2 separate regions of the Mus musculus genome follow, and region 2 is linked to region 1. The links are chromatin loops, found by intact Hi-C in ENCODE. Cell type or tissue: heart. All regions are shown on one strand. Each heading gives the region's core, and the rest is flanking DNA. Links, peaks and the distances in the headings are about the cores only.

Region 1 (5,386 bases), core at 265-5,264:
CATTTTAAAATGTTTATCTACTTAGAAACTTGTATCAGTCAGTGTTAACTGTGTCGTCAGGTTGCAGTTTCCACATGTAAAAAATTGACAGTCAGTAGCATTTAGGAATATGTCTGGGAGGTTTAAATAGACAAGCTATGGTAGAAGGGCCTGCAGTGTCCCTGAATGTTGTCTCTGTATTTATCTGCTCCTTGTAACCATCTAACTATAGAGCAAGAAGGTTGACTTCTGAATTACTACATGGATGTGCATAAAGCTGTGGCTCCTTTTAGCTCTCTGATTGATGCTCCAGTAATGAGCTATGTGGAATGTTGTGTGGGTGGCCACAAGGACAGTCTTAGTGCTTGAAAAGTAGAAAACAGGTTCTAAAGATGTCAGGAATGTCTCATCTCACTCAGGACCTGAAAAGTTGCCCCCCACCCCCACACACACACACATACAACTTCCTATCTGTGTTTTGCCTTCTTCTTTGTGTGCATGGCATCTTATGTGCATTTCTCCTAGCCCTTGAAGTTAACTACTACTCTCATTTGTAAGCATCATGCTGGAAATCCAAGGATCCACCACCAGAGGCAACCATGAAGATGATATGCCACAAGATTGCACCTTTCTTACATCCCTCACAGAGGGACTTCTTATGGATTGGGCGCACTATTATCATCCTCTAGACACAAAGCCCATTCATTCTCTCTCACAATGAAAAGGTCAGCTCAGGAACTTTGGGAAGGTCGTGAAACACTCGCCCCTCTGGAAGGGAGAGGCTAATTAGCATTTCTCAAACTACCTATGGGTGGGGACACATTCACTGGTTGAGTGTTGCTCACCTTTAGACAAGGGAAGTCCTTCTCACCTCATTCCCTAAAGACCAATCAGTTTAAAGGGTTCACTGTTATGCCAATCATATTGTACCTAGTTGCTGATGCTCTGTCCTGCCCCTGGAAACCATATAAAAACTCACCAAACTGGTGCTGGTGGTCACCACCTCTCCTTCGGGTCTGGGACAACCCCAGAACAGTGGAACAATACATTCCTCTTGCTTTTTGCATCAATCCTGGCTCCACATGGTTCACTCAGGGGGTCCCTGGTAAGCTAAGGCTCCCTGGTGTCTTACAATAACATGCACTCTCAACAGTGATACCTTTCATCAAGCAAGCCATAAGGAGACCACAAAGTAGTCTAGAAAAAGCAATACTACTTAATTATAAATATGCAAAGGACAGAGCAGTGAGAGTTCAGAGAAGTAGAGAGAAGTAGGGGATGAGATGACCATCATCAGAGCCATGGCATGAGATATCAGAGTATCCTAGACCCATGTCACAGAGTCTCTTTCTAAGAACAGTAGCAAATATTCTGTCCTGGAAGCCATTGCCAGTATTCATGTATGCATGGGAGTAAAGGGAGCCTCCAAATTAAGTAGTCATTAAGCCAGAGGCTCAGGAAACTAGAAAGACAAGGACCTCTGGTTCTTAGTGATGAGTGTGGAACAGCTTACATGCACATAGACTTTGCTTCCATACTCATCTTGATGGTTTCCTCAGCTCTCTTCACACTGTACCATCTGTGTCCTCACCATCTTCCTATCATGGGTACTGATTGTATTATTTGGAGCCTGAGTAAGTTGAAAGCTTGTCTTCTAAGAATAATTTGGAAAATGGAAGACTCTCCATCACTCAGAGGCAAGCACTTTCTGGGCTGGCCTCCACAGTTAAGCCTTCTAAGGTTTCAATACTTTGGCTGCATAATACAGTCAAACAGAGCCCAATCAACAGGAGGAAGCCAGCTCACCAGGAGGTGAGCAGATTCACTCTACCTGCCAGAAACCTGAGATCAGTAATACAGAATAATCAGAATACCAGAGATCTCTAAAGTATCACATTGTGTAACAAGTGTGGCTGCTGCACTGCTCCTGCCTTCTCATGTCTCCTCTACTGGTCTGCTAACAGCCCTGTAGACCAGACCTCTGTGACTCATGACTCATTTGGTTAAATTTTTTATGCATTTTAGCCAGGTTTCCTTTTCTCAATTACTCAGCTGCTCCCCACTGAGTGAGGTCAGATAAGGAATGCTCCCCATACTTAGCCATCCTGTATGCAATCCCAGCAGCCCTTTCATCATTCCCTAAAGTACTCCTCTCCCACAGAAAACCTCTAGCTGCATTACACTCCTGCTTTTTCTGCCGTTGCTTCTGAACATTTTTTTGTTATGTACATTTTTTGATATACATTCCTTTATTTTTTTATATGTATGATTGTTTTTGCTTTCAAATATACATGTGTACCAGCTATGCTTGGTGACTACTGATGGCATTGGATCCTCTGAAACAAGAATCATAGGTTGCTGTTAGTACTGTGTGGAAGCTGGAAACTGAACCTGAGTCCTCTGCTGCAAGAGCATTAAGTACTCTTAACTCCTGGGCCATCTCTCCACCCATCCCCCCTATTATATTTAGAGTCCTTTGAGATTCTGATGAAAGACATGGAGCAACCACCCAGTAGTGCAGCAATGGCTGAGCTGTGTAGTTACCCTAGATCTCTGGCTAAACACTTTCTTTGTAAATGTTTCCAGAGCTCCTGACACAGTGAGTATCACTGATCATTATTGTAGAGAGTCTCGTAACAGCGCCACACTGTGGATATTACTAGACTCTTGGCAGGAAAGTAGTCAGGATACACCCTCTGGGTGCCTGGCCCTCATTCTCTTAACCTTTCTCCTACCAGGCCTGAAGCTGGGTACAAACATCCAGAAAAAATAAGACACATGGCTTGGGGAGAAGGGAGGGATTAGAAGCTATGTAATTCTATCTAATATTTGAGGCTTGGCAAGGGCGCCTATGGGATTTCATGAAAACCCCCGAAACTTTTTCATTTCAGAGCAATTAAGCAGACCCCAGCGTCCTGGCTCCACTAAGCCGTTCAGCTCTGGTTTTATTGCCCGTTTCCTGCCCTCTTGCCAGCACTAGCTCTCATCTTTGTGCTTGAAATAAAAAACCCACTCTGTTTTGGTGCCACAGAGGCACCCACAAGCAAATGTGGGCTATCTAACAGGCCCAGGCAGGCTGATGGCGCACATGTGGCCCCAGGGTCCCACAGGCACTGCTGTGTGTTATAATCAGAAACATCCAGCAGTAATTTAATAGTTCCCACCAAGCAAAGAGGCAGAGTGGAGCAGTTCCTTCCTCCATATACTTAACCCTTTGAGGAGGAAAGAAGGGTCAAAAGAAGGAGAAATTCATCTTTCTACTTGCTACCCAGGGACTTTTTGCTTCTCTTTTTGTGTATAAAGCTTCACTGGCTCCCAATTGTTGGGAAAGCTATTCTTGCTAGGATACCATCTTCCAGGGCAGTGTCCTACATGCACACAATGTTGTACTTATAAATGATAATGGGTGAGAACTAAGGCCACATCTGTCAGCATGATCTCTGGGTTACAGAGATCATACCTCTGGCCTGGACTACAAGTCTTAGGTTAGAGGAGAGAAGGTCTCTCTCACTGGTCTCATCCTAACCTGAAAATGAGTTTAGGCAAGCAACGAAATTACAAGCATGAGCTCTGGCAAATTTTGTCTTCGAAGATTATTTTAAATAAATTTCCATTTTGCTAGTATTCTTGACTAGAAACTCACCACTTATTTTTCTGTGTTGATTAAGAATGGTAGACAAAGGAGATGGCTCCATCAGTAAAGTGTCTGTTTAAGAAACTGAATATGGATATCCAGACCCCATGTTAAAAACAACAACAAAAAACAAAACAAAACAGAGTGGAGGTACTGAAGCATGTGATTACAACCAATGCTGTGTAAGGAATCAAGACAAGCAAATCCTTGATGCTTATTGGCCAGATGATCTAGCCAAATCCACAACTTCAACATCATCAGGAGACTCTGTCTCAAAAAAAAAAAAAAAAAAAAAAAAAAGAGTATATAGTGATTGAGGAAAGGCATTGACTTTTGGCCTCCATATGTATGTACACACATGTGCAGGGACACACATTCATGTCAACAACTATATACACTATACAAACACACAAAATAAGTTAATCAAAATTCAAAATTTTAAAAATGAATGGTGACAATTAATGGTAAAGTGACTTGTTATCACCACTTATCACCACTTATAGACAAGTAAATGCTGGCCAATATGAACATACATATGTGAACACACAAACACATATGTGCCCACATGTTATACCACTTCACAAATATTAATCTTATGCTACAGTATGATAAAGCTCATGAGGCTTGAAATAAGTTCTTCAAACTTGACTTCACTATTTAAACATTTTGAAAAACATGAAATGTTGAGTCACATCTGTCCCTTCCTCTGACTTGTGGCCATATTGCCTAGCAGGAATGTTTATGTCTGTTGTCTTAGACATTCACAGAGCAGCATCTTTAAACTTTTTATTGGAGCCTTTTTTAGTTAGTGCTTCAAAAAATTTCTACAGTATATTCTGATCATATTTATCCTACCATCACCCCTCCTAGATTCATTCCTGCTTCTTCGAACACCTAACTTTGTGTCCTCTAGAAAAAAAATAATAAAACAAAACCATCAAGTACAGTTTGTACTGCTTATACACTCTTAACTGTGTGGCTTTCCACTGAAGTGTGGTGGATCCACCAGAGGCACACCAGTAAAGAAAATGGCTCTTCCCTGTAGCTGCCTGCGGCCACTGGTTACTGGGTTCCTGACAGTAAAGATGGGGTTTTGGATGGGAAAGGCTGCGAGAGAAATAATGAGCCAAGACAAAGTTTTCTGATCAAGGCCAATGTTTACTTAAGAGTCTGAGCTTATAGAGGGGGAAGCCATCCCCCACCATGTCAGGATCTCATTGCTTTGTGAGGATCAATGTTTTGTCAGGATAGTGTTAGAACAGATTCAGCCTCTCAGCAGGTAGTGGCATCTTGGAGGCAAGCTGCAGATGTGGCAGAACAATAGACCTTATCTAGGTCGGAAGACTCCACCCTAAGTGAGCTAGCTGGCAGTGGCAGAGCAGGTCTGAGCCAACCTGCCTATTTTCTCTCTGTGATGAGATTTTTGTCTAGCTTGAGATGGTGAAGTTCTTGTTATGCTGTCTCAACTGCTGTGAATCCATATATGCGTCTGTCTTGTCCTATTCAGGAAATACTGCACTCTGTACTCTTTCAGTGCCTCTGACTCCTACACTGTTTCTGCTTCTTCTTCTCCAATGATCTCTGAGTCTTGGGAGAAAAGCTTGTGATAGAGATATCCCCTTTAGGGCTCAGCATTATGGTGTGTGTGTGTGCGTGTGTGTGTGTGTGTGTGTCTATCTATCTCCATGTCACTATATCAATTTTTATTTTTATTTATAGCTAGATCACATGGTATATATGTGTCTGTTTTTTCAGGCATTCCCACACTGATTT
Region 2 (5,386 bases), core at 156-5,155, 53 kb before region 1:
GATGACACTTCTGGCTAGAACAAAGACATTTAAATGCTATAAGGTGTTAAATATCAAAATATTTCTTTACAAAATGCTTCTTTGAAGTCATGAGATGAATTTCTTTTTGTTGTTTTTCATTTTCACTTTTTATTGATTCTTTGTGAGTTTCACATCATATACCAAAGTCCTACTCATATCCCTCATATCTTCCCTTTGCTCTTGCAACCTGCCCTCACAAAAAACTAAAAGGTGTGCGCGCGCGCGTGCGCACACACACACACACACACGCATACACAAATAAACAAACAAAAATATCCTGAGCACAGAAAACATCCTCATTGTTGAAGCTGTAGCATGTCAGTGTGTTCCATAGTATACCCCTCTGTCCACAAGTCTTCACTTGCAAACATTCATTACAATGAGTCATTGATCTAGTTTGAGAACTCTGGTTTCTATGTCACCATCAATATTGGATTCTTATTGGGATTCCTCCCAATTATCCTGTTGTTTCCCTGTGTCCCAGTAATCCTGCCTACAGCTTTGGATCATCAGGACTGGCCTTTCAATGCATCCTAACAATTCACAGATAGAGATTTTAAAGTGGGCCAACTTGGAGTCTTAGATTTGGGCCTGGGTGGTAGCTGAGCTAGCTAGTCTCTGTGCCTGTTCTCCCTTGTCTACACCACCAGTGCAAGTTTTCCAGCACAGCTCCAGGTAGGTCACCTAATACCGCCATCAATAGGAGGCAGGGCTAGATTACTGATGCTCCCTCCACTAGGGACAGGTGAGGTACAGGGTAAGCTCTCCTGAGTCCTGCAGCTGGAAAGGAGCAGGGCCAGCTCACCTGCTCTCCTGGGGCCAGTTCTCTGCAACAGGAGGTGAAGGGAAAGGGAGGGAGAGCATCACCCTGTACCCAATACACTACCTCACATTAGAGAAGTGAGGAAACCGGTCTCCCTGGCTCTTGCCCTCAGGGCTGGCTAGCCAAATATCTTGACCAGGGCCAGCCTTTCTGTGCTGCTCAGGTGAGGTGCAAGGCCTGCTCTCCTGTGAGCTGAGGCCAGCTAGGGACAGAGCCAGCTCACCAGCTTTCATGACCTTGGAGGGCCCTGCTCTCCCAACAGCAGTTGGGAGTTGGGGAGCAGGTGGTGAGTGGCAAGGAGGGAGAGGGCATTACCCCCATGCTCATGCCATGTCATGGGAGATGAGTGGTGGAACCAGCTCTCTTGCACTCTTACCCTCAGAGCCAGCTTACCCACATCCCTACCACCAGAGCCAGCTGCACTGTGCTACCTGGACAAGGTGGAGGGCCTGCTCTCCCAAGTACTGCCCTGGTAAGAAGTGGGACCAGCTCTCCAGATCATCGCAGCCAGTGAGGGTAAGGCCCTTTCTGCACAGACCCTGGACATCCATGTGGTCCCCAGTGACTACCCTAACAGGGACATCCCAATGTCCTCTAGTGGTAATATGAGCCATGGACATCAACACTGACCCCTGCCACTGGCTGGATAGCTACAGACCCAGACATAGCCCTCAGAGGCAGCATAGTCTGGAACCTCAGCATGGTCCCACATGGTTTTAGCTAGACAATCACAACAAGCTCATTCTCTCCACCCTCTAGCTCCAGTTCTATGTTTCTTCATGATGTTCAACATGTTCCGCTTCTTTGGTCTCACTTTAGCTCTAAGAATTCAAGTGACCATGATTAAAATATTAAAGCATGAGCAAAAATCCTCTTTCAAGTTATGATGCGTACATATTTTTGTCACAGCACTCTTTCTTTATACCTAATATTTTGATCAACCCTGAGCAAAACATCAGGATCTTAAAAGATGAAAACAAATAAACAAAAAATCAAAACCAAAAAAGCCAAAATAACTTTTCTGGTTTTTGAAGATTAATTCTGTGTTGTGATTATTCTTCAACATTAATTGAATACGGTTGCAATTCTTATATTCTTCATCTTTTCCTGCTGACCTTCAGCTTATAAGGTATTGAAAATCAATCTTATTATGTCTTTTCTACCATATGTTCTCTCCTGAATATAAATATTGCTTTCTAACTTTCCCAGCAAATTGCAGTGCTCTTTTCTTATTTTTATTCTTCTCCCATATATTATATTCCAAACTGCAGTTTCCCCTCTCTCCCCTCCCCTCAATATCTCTTCTCCCCTGGATCCACCCCTCTTCATTCCCCTAAGACAAAAAGCAAGCCTCCCAGGGAAATCAACCAAACACAGCATAAACGACTACAATAAGATCAGGAACATACCATCACATCAAAGTTAGACTAGGCAACATAGGAGAAGTAGAGTTACATAAGCAGGCAAAAGAGTCAGAGACAGCCCCCACTACCACTATTGTGAGTCTTACAGGAACACCAAGCTACACATCCATACATATATGCGGAGAGCCTAGGTCAGACCACAACAGGATCCCTGATCTCTGTGAGTTCTTATGAGTCCTTGTAAGTTGGTTCTGTGGGCCTTGGTCTTGTAGTGTCCCTGCCCCCTCTGTTTTCTTCCATTCTTCTTCTCCCTTCTTCTCAGGACTCCCTGAGCTCCACCTAATGTTTAGCTATGGGACTCTACATCTGCCCTCATCAGTTACTGGATGAAGTCTCTCTGATGACAATTATGCTAGGCCTTGACCACAGAACATTCTACAGGCAAGACAAATTGTAGGTCAAAGGTTTTGTGGCTGGGTCACGGTCCCAATCCCTCCACTTGAGGTCTTGCTTGGTTACAGAAGATGACCAATTCAGGCTTCATGTCCCCAATTACTTGGAGTCATCCTTAGGGTTACTCTTGTAAATTCCAAAGACATTGCAGAGGTCTCTACCTCACCTCCAAAATGCCTCTCAATTTCAGCTTTTTACAATCATTTTCTTCCTCTTCCCTCCTCCACCCCCCACCTGATTCTACCTACCCAGAGCCCACTTGAAAAATCTATTCTATTTCCCACTCACAGGGAGATCTTCGAATTCACTCTTAACCACTCCTTGTTACTTAGATTCCCTGGCTTTGTGGATTTTAACATAATTATCTTTTACTTTACAGCTAACATCCACTTATAAGTGAATATATACCATGTTTACCTTTCTGGATCTGGGTTACCTCGCGCAGGATGATTTTTTTCTCGTTCCAGCCATTTGCCTGCAAATTTCATGATGACCTTATTTTTAATAGCCAAGTATACTCTATTGTGATAATGTACCACATTTTCTTTACACATTCAGGAACATCTGGGTTGTTCCCAGTTTCTAGATATTATGAAAATGGGCTGCTATGAACACAGTTGGGCAAGTGATCTTGTGGTATGGTGGAACATCCTCTGCGTATATACCCAGGAGTATCATAGCTGGGGTTTAAAGTAGATTGATTTCTAATTTTCTGAGAACCACCATCTTGATTTCCAAAATGGTTGTACACGTTTGTGCTCCCACCAGCAATGGAAGAGTGTTACTCTTGCTCCAAATCCTCTCTAGCACAAATGTGCCACTAGTGCTTTTTATCTTGACAGATGTAAGATGGAATCTCAAAGTCATTTTGATTTACCTTTGCCTGATAGCTAAAGATGTTGGACATTTCTTTAAGGATTTCCAAATCATTTTAGATTCCTCTGTTGAGAATTCTCTGTGTAGACATGTACCCCACATTTTTTATTGGATTATTTGGTGTGTTGATGTCTATATTGGAAATTAGCCCTCTGTCAGATGTGGAGTTGGTAAAAAGCTTCTCCTATTCTGTGGGTTGCCACATTGTCCTATTGATGGTATTCTTTGTCTTAAAGAAGATTTTAAAGTTTTTTTTTTATTATTGTTGTTCTTAGTGCCCACACTATTGCTGTTCTGTTCAAGGATTTCTCTCCTGTGCCAGTGCTTCCAAGGCTAATCCGCATTCTCTCTCTTCTATCAGGTTCAGTATATCTGGTTTTATGTTAAGATCTTTGAACTACCTGCAGTTGAGTTTTGTGCAGGGTGATAAATATGGGTCTCTTTACAGTATTCTGCATACAGACATGCAGTTAGACCACCATCATTTGTTGGATATGTTTTTCTTTTTCCATTGTATATTCCTGGCTTCTTTATCAAAAATCAAGTGTCCATAGGTGTTTAGATATGTATAGGTCTTCAATTTGATTCAAGTGACCAACTTGTCTGTTTCTATACCAATTCCATGCAATTTTTATTACCACAGCTCTGTAATACAACTTGAAATCAGGGATGTTGATACATCCAGAAGTTTTTTATTGTATAGAATTGTTTTAGATGTCCTAGAGTTTTTCACTTTCCATATGTAGTTTTGTATTGTTCTTTCAAAATCTGTAAAGAATGTGTTGGAATTTTGATGGGGATTGTTTTTAATCTGGAGGCTGCTTTTCGTAAGATGGCCATTTTTATGATGTTAGTCTATGAGCACGGGAAATCTTTTCCTCTTCTCATATCTTCTTCAATTTCATTCTTCAAAGTTGTGAAGTTTTATCATACAGATCTTTCACTTTCTTGCTTAGAGTTACCCTAAGATATATTATATGGGTATTGTGAAAGTTGTTCTTTTCCTAATTTCTTTCTTAGTCCACTTGACATTTGTATATAGGAGAGCTACTGATATTTTTGAGGTAATTTTGTGTCTAGCCATTTTACCTCACTGAAGTTGTTCATCAGGTCTAGATGTTCCCTGGTAGAATTTTTAGGGAAGCTTATGTGTACTATCATATCATCTGCAAATAGCAATATTTTGACATCTGGATTTCAAATTGGTATCCCCTTGATTTCCCTTAGCTGTATTATTGCTCTACTTAGAAGTAAAAGCACTATACTGAATAGATGCAGAGAGGATGGGTGGCCTTCTCTTATTTCTGATTTGAGTAAAATTGCTTTGAGTTTCTCTCCTTTTAATTTGATCTGACTGCAGGCTTGCTATAAATTATGTTTATTATGTTTAGGTCTGTTCCTTATATTATTATTCTCTCCAAGGCCTTTTTCATGAAGAGGAGTTGGATCTTGGTAAATTTTCATTTGTTAATGTATCCTTGTATCCCAAGGATGAAGCTACTTGATCACAGTGGATGATGCTTTTGATATGTTCTTGGATTCAGTTTGCAAGTACTTTATTGAATATTTTTACATCAACATTCATGAAGGAAATGGTCTGTAATTCTCTTTTTGAATCTTTGTGTGGTTTGGGTATCAGGGTGTCTATGACCTGATAATATTAATATGCCAATGTTCCTTCTGTTTCTAGTTTGTGGAATTATTTGAGGAGTAAACCATTACCTTTTCTTTTTTTGAAAGCCTGGTCAAATTCTACACTAAAACCATCTGGCCCTGGGCTTTTTATTTTATTTTATTTTATTTTATTTTATTTTATTTTATTTTGGCAGGGGGGAGAATTTTAATGACT

The links. Hi-C counts contacts between places; a loop is a spot of excess contacts. Peaks named below come from ENCODE experiments on the same cell type or tissue, not always from the same donor. Only the 100,000 strongest peaks of a DNase experiment are listed, where the experiment ranks them.
Region 2: a loop joins it to region 1, with 1.9 times the contacts of the local background. A loop is called at or near these places in 2 of 42 quality-filtered maps.

The regions. Positions count from the first base shown.
Region 1 is chr16:15,292,480-15,297,865 of GRCm38, forward strand. No RefSeq gene overlaps it. Among named protein-coding and RNA genes, the nearest start is that of Gm41423, 180 kb to the left of the region's middle. RefSeq lists an enhancer at 1,991-3,567. In heart, for the core only: a CTCF peak has its summit at 2,643; no DNase peak of the experiment used is centred there; H3K27ac peaks cover 358 bases.
Region 2 is chr16:15,240,085-15,245,470 of GRCm38, forward strand. No RefSeq gene overlaps it. Among named protein-coding and RNA genes, the nearest start is that of Gm41423, 130 kb to the left of the region's middle. In heart, for the core only: no CTCF peak of the experiment used is centred there; no DNase peak of the experiment used is centred there.